Regions from separate parts of the Homo sapiens genome. Here region 1 is linked to region 2. Evidence: chromatin contacts called from ENCODE Hi-C or POLR2A ChIA-PET data. All regions are on one chromosome and are shown on one strand. Each heading gives the region's core, a stretch centred on a gene start or an enhancer-like site at or near the end of the contact. The rest is flanking DNA. Distances are from core to core; before and after follow the strand shown.

Region 1 (4,449 bases), core at 1,045-3,544, 110 kb before region 2:
AATAGCAGTTTTCCTTCTTGGTTGGAAGATTTGTAGCAGTGATTAAATACTGTTTATGCAATTCTGCACTGCACATAGGAACTTCTTCGGATATGGTGTAACACCAAGTAATTTACATACATGCCAGCTTCCAACTGACTTACAGTAACCATCAGTTTAAATGACTGTTTTGCAAGTGCCTCATACTGGAAATCTATCATATTTATTATCTTTGATTTCATTGTTTAACAGTTTTCTTTTTTCTCTTACCCTAAATAACTAAGAGTTGGCTGTACGCCTTTTTTGGGGGGTGGGGAGGGAGGTGGTGAAAACAGCTTTTATTTTTTACTATTAGCTTCCACAAAAATTTAATAATGCCCACATTATTAAAATGAAACACTGGAATGAACTTCGACCTCACTATACTTTTAAATAAAGTATGTAACCTGGCAAAGCTGATGACTTTGTTTTAAGAAGACCTGGGTGTTGCTACGTCACATCAGACAAGTGCAGTAACCTGGAATGCACAGACGACCACCCTCTCTCCCTGGAGACCTGCTTTAGCTCCTACACAGATGACTAGATTTTGAGTTAACTGTTTTAACATTCTGGCATTTTGTTCTCTTGATAAAGAAAAATCACACCCTTGCCAAGTTCATGTATTTTAAAAAATGGAAAACTCTCCAGGTCACGGAGTGAAGAAAACACTTAAGTGTTTTATGTCTAAATGAAGCAATAACAATTCTGATACCAGCAACATCCCTTTTGATTTAAAAAAGATTGGTCCTCACAATGTTCAAATTATTCTACACAAATGACCTGTGAAATTTTTTACAGTTGTATTTTTTTGCCCAAGATTCATCATAAATCATTCAATTAAACTAAATTAAAATTGATTTTAGCAGAAAGTAGAAATGTTTCAGAATATAAAATATCACATTACTGATTTTACAATTTGATAACAACTAAAAAAAAAATGCATGTCACTAAAAAAATTTTTCCAGTCTTTTCCCTTCTACCCAGGAAAATTTTACATGATGTCACCAACATGAGCCCTTGGTGATCTTCTGAAGTCTTCCAAAGATTACACCTTTGCAGACTTACTGGTGATCTCCTTCAACTCGTCTCTTACGCACTATGAGAAAAATAAAAGAAACTATGTTAGAAATCCCTATTAGTTTTTACAATGGTAACTTGCTTATAACAAGCAAGTTTCTGCATAATCCAGTTATAAGTTTTACAAAATTGAAATGTCCATTTCCAGTTCACATGACCACTAATTAAAAAAAAAAAAAAAACAACCTACTTCCCATCATTCACCACTGTCATTTACTTGTTGAGAACCAAGGGGCTTCAACAAAAGAATTACATGCCCTAAGCTCAATGACTCATAGCTGTGCTTACACAGCAGCAGCACTAGAAATCTAAAACAGAATGGTCAGCAATCATCTACAAGTCATTTGTTTTTGTTTATTTTTAACTTTGTAATTTATTAATAAAACAGACATTAGGTCTCACTATCTTGCCTAGGCTGGTCTTGGACTCCTGAGCTCAAGTGATCTGCCCGCCTCAGCATCCCAAAGTGCTGGGATTACAGGTGTGAGCCACTGCGTCCAGCCCAAGTCATTTGTTTACTGAAAAAGTACATACTCAGGTTTTAAAAAACAGCTAATAAATTAGTGTGTTAAATTTTGAAGTGACATTCAGGCAGCTGGGGTTAGAACATATTAAAAGTAACTATTTGCATGCTCTCCTGATTAGACACTACAATGTATTTCCTTAGGCTGTAAAAGAATATACCAAAAACATTTTTGTCATTTTTATAGGTAAGTGATTTGCTACTGCTTTCTGAATTTTCCTTCTTTTGTCTCCTGTAATATAAACCAGTTCAGGGTCTGATAAAACAACAAATGCAAAGTAATGAAAATCTCAGACCCTGGTAATATGGTGTGGTCACTTCCGGCTACCATAAACTTTGGCTGCCTAAGTGGCCAGTCAACTAGCTCAGCTTTTACAGCAAAGAACGGTACATGTATGTATCTGAGACTACCAGCCTCTTCCTGGACTGGTGATGTCAAACTACTCAGGGGTGTTCTCTAGTAGCAGAACAAGGTCTTCAACTTCAGATCTTGCTACCTGCGCTCTCACCTATCAGCCACTAGAGAGCATTCACTGAGGGCCACCAATTCAGGGCTATCAGCATTGTGGCCGGCTCCTAGAGAGGACAAAAACCACAGGTTCCAGAGTTGATGACAAATAGAGTGAATCATGGCTCTGTCACTTCTGTAGTGTGTACTTTGGCCTAAATTGGCTGTTTGACAGAGGAACTAGAAGCCAACAGGTACACCTGGTGTCCTGGCCAGGCCATAGACACTCTGCTCTTGTGCTCTTCTGACTGCTGACTTCTGTTTGTCGGCCTTTAATAGATAAGACCATACGTTCAGATGACGTATATAAAATCTTGTTCAGCCATAGGCTGGGTGCTTGCTTGAAAATAAAACCAGAAGGACTAAAGTATCAGGTTCCCACGAACATTTTTATAACTATCTAATTAAGTTCGCCTGACTCTTAAGTTTATTTTATTTATTTTTTGCCAGAACTCAATAAAAATAGGGATTGCTTCATGAATGTCTGTGTCATCCTTGCAAGGGGCCATGCTCATCTTCTCTGTATCATTCCAATTTTAGTGTATGTGCTGTCAAAGCAAGCAACCGACTCTAATTTTAATCCATGCTAACAAAGACAAGTTTCATGTGTTCACTGAAGTATTAAGAAAAAAAATTAAATGGAGACTTGAGCCCTCAAATATCAAATCATGTATATAGATCTCTGAAAAATATAGAAATGTCTGAAAGGCAAACTTCAGATAATTCTTTTTTTTTTTTTTTTTGAGACGGAGTTTCGCTCTTGTTGCCCAGGCTGGAGTGCAATGGCGCGATCTCGGCTCACCGCAACCTCTACCACCCAGGTTCAAGCAATTCTCCTGCCTCAGCCTCCCGAGTAGCTGGGATTACAGGCATGCAACACCACACCTGGCTAATTTTGTACTTTTTAAAGTAGAGACGGGGTTTCTCCATGTTGAGGCTGGTCTCGAACTCCTGACCTCAGGTGATCCGCCTGCCTCAGCCTCCCAAAGTGCTGGGATTACAGGCGTGAGCCACTGCGCCCAGCCCAGATAATTCTTTAGGGTAGAACATTTCAACGAAAATTTTGAATTGCAGCAGGGTTTGGATGTTACTGGCATACCACTTCAGATGCTATAATGCATGTTATAGAAAAGATCTACAGGACAGAGTGCAGCAAACAAAAAAGGTCTAGAAAATGGAATATGCAGTTAACTAGTGTAAAGATAGTAATGTGAGACTCAAAGGTAAATAGAATATTGCATGTATACCATAGAACCTCTTTGCTGTTACAGCTGTGACACTTCTTAGCTGGAGAGATGGAGAGCAGGTAGAATTATTTCAATGAATAGCTGAGACTAAGAAAACAATGAGAGAGGGAACGATGTTATCAAAATCAGAACTCAAAGATCTGATAAAGCCCCATCTACAAGGTGAAAAAGAACTATATGCCCAGGAGATTCTGTACAAGTTTCAAGTCTTGTTCTTTGATTATCTCTTTTGAGTTAGTACATATCAGGCTGCTGAGACCAATATGTCAGAAAACATGGTCTTCAGGCTTTTCAATCTTTATCTATTAGGCAGAGGTCAGAGTATACAGCTGAAAAAAAGTTAAGCTGAGCAGAAGAATGAGAGGTTGCTGCCGCTGTGTGCACAACAGAGGACAATGGGGCAACGGGCCATTTCTGACCCCTCTTTCTCACCTGGTGCTCACTTGTTACCTTCCAGCAATTCCTCAGCTCATCCTCTAGATGGCAGGCTTATAAATTTTGCCCTATTAACAATTCTTTGGATCTGGTCCAATTTCTTTTTTTTTTTTTTTTTTTTTTTTTTTTTTGAGACGGAGTCTCGCTCTGTTGCCCAGGCCGGACTGCGGACTGCAGTGGCGCAATCTCGGCTCACTGCAAGCTCCGCTTCCCGGGTTCACGCCATTCTCCTGCCTCAGCCTCCCGAGTAGCTGGGACTACAGGCGCCCGCCACCGCGCCCAGCTAATTTTTTGTATTTTTAGTAGAGACGGGGTTTCACCTTGTTACCAAAACACACTCCACTGATATAAGTTGTCAATACGCCACCATTAGTTAATTGCGAATGTCCTAACTAACTTCATTTTCTAACTCTAATAGAGCAATAAGAGCAGTTTTTGTTTTTGAAGTATCTTAATCATGTATTCGGTGGCCTCTAATGGCTCTCTAATGCCTTCTGCATAAAATCCAAATAAATCAAAGTTCTTTAACCATGTAATTTCAGTGTATTCTACCAACACTCCCTCTTAAATTTATTTATATCACTTTTTTTTTTTTTAGACAAAGTCTCACTCTGTAGCCCAGGCTGGAGTACAGTGGTGCA
Region 2 (4,445 bases), core at 4-2,503:
AAGTCATATAATTGTAAATGCTGCTAATAGGTTAATTTTTGGAATCAATCTATATACAAACACAGAATATAATTACAGAAAATGTATAAAGCTCAAATGTGTGAAAATAATGGAATATCTACAATTTGGAAGTGGAAGAGAAAGGAGGAATGGAAAATTAAGTATAGAACTACCCTCATCTTTTATAATAGAGAATAAAAAATTTTCTAAGATGATAAATGAAAAATATAAATTTCTGTATATTACTGGTTTTCTACATTGACCACACATTAGAATGGTCTGGGAGCTTTAAAAAATTTACCCCAGATGAATTAAATCGGAATCTCTGAGGCTGTGGAATGGCCATCTGCATTTCTGAAGAGCTCTCCAGGTGAATAATGTGCAGTTAGGATTGACAACCACTTTTTTCTTTTTTGGTGTAGAAACAGGTCTCTCTATGTTGCCCAGGCTGGTCTCGAACTCCTGGCTTTAAGTGATCCTCCTGCCTCGGCCTCCCAAAGTGCTGGGATTACAGGCATGAGCCAGTAACCACTTTAATTAAAGTCATAAAGACAACAACCAGAAGAATGAAAAACAAACTGCTAATAGTGATTGCTTCTGGGGAGTAGAACAAAAAAGTTCTGAACTATTTTAATTGTTTTTACAGTGGAAAAGACAGGAAGAAGGAAGACGAGAAGTCCCAATATTGGATGAGAACAGGGTTATTTAACCTCAGCATGACTGACACTTGGGGCCAAAGAATTCTTTGTTGTGGGAGGCTGTCCTGTGTATTGAAGGATATTTAGTAGTATCTCTGGCCTCTGAGACTCACTAGATGTCAATAGCACTCCTCCCCATCATGACAACCAGAAATATCTCCAGATGCTGCCTATTGTCCCCTGGAGGGCAAAATTGCCCTAGGTTGAGAACCACTGGACTAGAAGAATAATCCTGTATCTTGGTCAGGCAGTTGCTTGCACTGCAAAGAAAGCTCAACAATTTGGATTTACACTATCGCATACCATGTAAATTAAAGTGCATTTATTCTGTGCTAGGTCCTTGATTAAAATTAAATCTATACATTTTAATCTGATCATCAGAGAGGGATGCATCAGGACTTTCCTTTTGGACTCTACAAGCTTTGGGATTTACTATCATTATTAGAATAACAAAATGTCAGAGCAATTAGGCCTTTACAGAAAGTTGCAGGACCTCCTGGCGAGTTGCCAGGATCTTGCCAATTTCTTTTAAACTTGAGAAAACACTTTCTTGTGCTGAACAAAACAGGGGCGAGCCAGCCAAACACAATACTGGGCTGTAGGCCCAGGTTCACTTCAGTTCAGCAAATATTTGAGCATATTACATGTGCTGGGAATAATAACATTAGTAAAACAAAGACTAGATGTTTTAAATGTAATTGAAGTAGAGTAGAAATACATCTTTAAAGAGAAGGGTTTGCTGTCTGTACTTTATAGGATTGTATGGAAATGCAAATTTCTGCACTGGCCAAATGGTAGCCATGAGAAATGTGGCTACTGAGCCCTTGAAAACTGGTTAGTCTGATTTGAAATGTGCTGCAAACATAAAACACACTGGATTTCAAAGATGTAGTATGAAAAAAAGAATGCAAAATACCTCATTATATTTTCAAATTACATTTTGGATATATTGGTTTAAATACAATACAGAGAGTCCCTGACTTACGATGGTTCCACTTTCCATTTTTGGAATTTACCATGATGTGAAAGTGATACTTATTCAGTATGCTCCTTGACTTATGATGAGGCTATGTTCAGATAAAGATTTTCAATTTACAGTAGTTTTATCTGGACATAACCCCATTGTAAGTCAAGGAGCATCTATTTACTACTAAAATTAATTTTGTCTACTATGTATTTTTTTTAATGTGGCTACTAAATAATTTAAATTTATACATGGGGCTTCCATTTGTGGCTCATGTTTTATTTCTTTTTATTTTTTATACTTTAAGTTCTGGGTTACATGTGCAGAATGCGCAGTTGTGTTACATAGGTATACACGTGCCATGGTGGTTTGCTGCACCCATCAACCTGTCACCTACATTAGGTATTTCTCCTAATGTTATCCCTCCCCTAGCACCCCACCCTCCACAGGCCCCGGTGTGTGATATTCCCCTCCCTGTGTCCATGTGTTCTCATTGTTCAACTCCCACTTATGAGTGAGAACATGCGGTGTTTGGTTTTCTGATCTTGTGATGGTTTGCTGAGAATGATAGTTTCCAGCTTCATTCATGTCCCTGCAAAGGATATGAACTAATCCTTTTTTATGGCTGCATAGTATTCCATGGTGTATATGTGCTACATTTTCTTTATCCAGTCTATCATTGATGGGCATTTGGCTTGGTTCCAAGTCTTTACTATTGTGAATAGTGCCGCGATAAACATATGTGTGCATGTGTCTTTATAGTAGAATGATTTATAATCCTTTGGGTATATGTCCAGTTATTAAGATTGCTAGGTCAAATGGTATTTCTAGTTCTAGATCCTTCAGGAATTGCCACACTGTCTTCCACAATGGTTGAACTAATTTATACTCCCACCAACAGTGTAAAAGCATTCCTATTTTTCCACAACCTCTCCAGCATCTGTTGTTTCCTGACTTTTTAATGATTGCCATTCTAACCGGCATGAGATGGTATCTCATTGTGGTTTTGATTTGCATTTCTCTGATGACCAGTGATGATGAGCATTTTTTCATATGTCTGTTGGCTGCATAAATGTCTTCTTTTGAGAAGTGTCTATTCATATCCTTTGCCCATTTTTTGATGGGATTGTTTGCTTTTTTCTTGTAAATTTGTTTAAGTTCCTTGTCAATTCTGGATATTAGCCCTTTGTCAGATGGATAGATTGCAAATTTTTTTCTCCCATTCTGTAGGTTGCCTGTTCACTCTGATGATAATTTCTTTTGCTGTGCAGAACCTCTTCAGTTTAATTAGATCCCACTTGTCAATTTTGGCTTTTGTTGCGTTGCCATTGCTTTTGGTGTTTTAGATATGAAGTCTTTGCCCATGCCTATGTCCTGAATGGTATTGCCCAGGTTTTCTTCTAGGATTTTTGTGGTCCTAGGTCTTACATTTAAGTCTCTGATCCATCTTGAGTTTATTTTTGTATAAGCTGTAAGGAAAGGGTCCAGTTTCAGTTTTCTGCATATGGCTAGCCAGTTTTCCCAAGAGCATTTATTAAATAGGGAATCTTTTCCCCATTGCTTGTGTGTGTCAGGTTTGTCAAAGATCAGATGGTTGTAGATGTGTGGTGTTATTTCTGAGGCATCCGTTCTGTTCCATTGGTCTATGTATCTGTTTTGGTACCAGTACCATGCTGTTTTGGTTACTGTAGCCTTATAGTAAAGTTTGAAGTCAGGTAGCGTGATGCCTCCAGCTTTGTTCTTCTTGCCCAGGATTGTCTTGGCTATGCAGGCTCTTTTTTGGTTCCATATGAAGTTTAAAGTAGTTTTTTCCAATTCTGTGAAGAAAGTCAGCAGTAGCTGGATGGGGATAGTGTTGAATCTACAAATTACTTTGGGCAGTGTGGCCATTTTCATGATATTGATTCTTCCTATCCATGAGCATGGAATGTTTTTTCATTTGTTTGTGTACTCTCTCTCTTATTTCCTTGAGCAGTGTTTTGTAGCTCTCCTTAAAGAGGTCCTTCACATCCCTTGTAAGTTCTATTCCTAGGTATTTTATTCTCTTTGTAGCAATTGTGAATGAGAGTTCACTCATGATTTGGCTCTCTGTTTGTTCTTGGTGTATAGAAATGTTTGTGATTTTTGCACATTGATTTTATATCCTGAGACTTTGCTGAAGTTGCTTATCAGCTTAAGGAGATTTTGGGCTGAGACTATGGGGTTTTCTAAATATACAATCATGTTATCTGCAAACAGAGACAATTTGACTTCCTCTATTCCTATTTGAATACCCTTTATTGCTTTCTGTTGCCTGATTGTCCTGGCCAGAACTTCTAATACTATGTTGAATAGGAGTGGTGAGAGAGGGCATCCTTGTCTTGTGCCGGTTTTCAAAGGGAATGCTTCCAGTTTTTGCCCATTCAGTATAATATTGGCTGTGGGTTTGTCATGAACAGCTCTTATTATGTTGAGATACGTTCCGTCAATACCTAGTTGATTGAGAGTTTTTAGCATGAAAGGCTGTTGAATTTTGTTGAAAGCCTTTTCTGCATCTATTGAGATAATCATGTGGTTTTTGTAGTTGGTTTTGTTTATGTGATGGATTATGTTTATTGATTTGCGTATGTTGAACCACCCTTGCATCCCAGGGATGAAGGCGACTTGATCATAGTGGATAAGCTTTTTGATGTGCTGCTGGATTCGGTTTGCCAGTATTTTATTGAGGATTTTCACATCAATGTTCATCATTACTGGCTTAAACATCCTCTTTTTTTGTTGTGTCTCTGCCAGGTTTTGGTATC

The links. A loop is a pair of places that touch in the nucleus more often than their neighbours do. ChIA-PET counts read pairs that join two places held with the same protein, here RNA polymerase II (POLR2A). Pooled maps may share reads with other maps.
Region 1: a loop to region 2 is called in a map of Calu3, with 3 times the contacts of the local background. The contact joins two enhancer-like sites. A Hi-C loop is called at or near these places in 18 of 168 maps with a recorded cell type or tissue (A673, Caco-2, Calu3 and 13 more), 1 of 37 single-sample maps with no recorded cell type and 16 of 50 pooled maps. POLR2A ChIA-PET finds 5 or more read pairs at or near these places in 3 of 52 experiments (GM12878, activated CD4-positive, alpha-beta T cell and activated CD8-positive, alpha-beta memory T cell).

What each region holds. Positions count from the first base shown.
Region 1 is chr15:51,905,441-51,909,889 of GRCh38, reverse strand. TMOD3 (tropomodulin 3) reads right to left here. Exons shown (of 10, transcript NM_014547.5): 10 at 1-1,114. The coding sequence ends at 1,080. It also overlaps the pseudogene RNU6-90P. Among named protein-coding and RNA genes, the nearest start is that of LEO1, 64 kb to the left of the region's middle. RefSeq lists an enhancer at 1,363-1,532. Within about 2 kb of position 2,294, at least 6 of the 41 ENCODE cell types and tissues checked have a DNase peak (open chromatin) inside an H3K27ac peak, as active enhancers do.
Region 2 is chr15:51,790,524-51,794,968 of GRCh38, reverse strand. All of the region lies in intron 7 of TMOD2 (tropomodulin 2), which reads right to left. Among named protein-coding and RNA genes, the nearest start is that of TMOD3, 37 kb to the left of the region's middle. RefSeq lists an enhancer at 79-248. Within about 2 kb of position 1,253, at least 2 of the 41 ENCODE cell types and tissues checked have a DNase peak (open chromatin) inside an H3K27ac peak, as active enhancers do.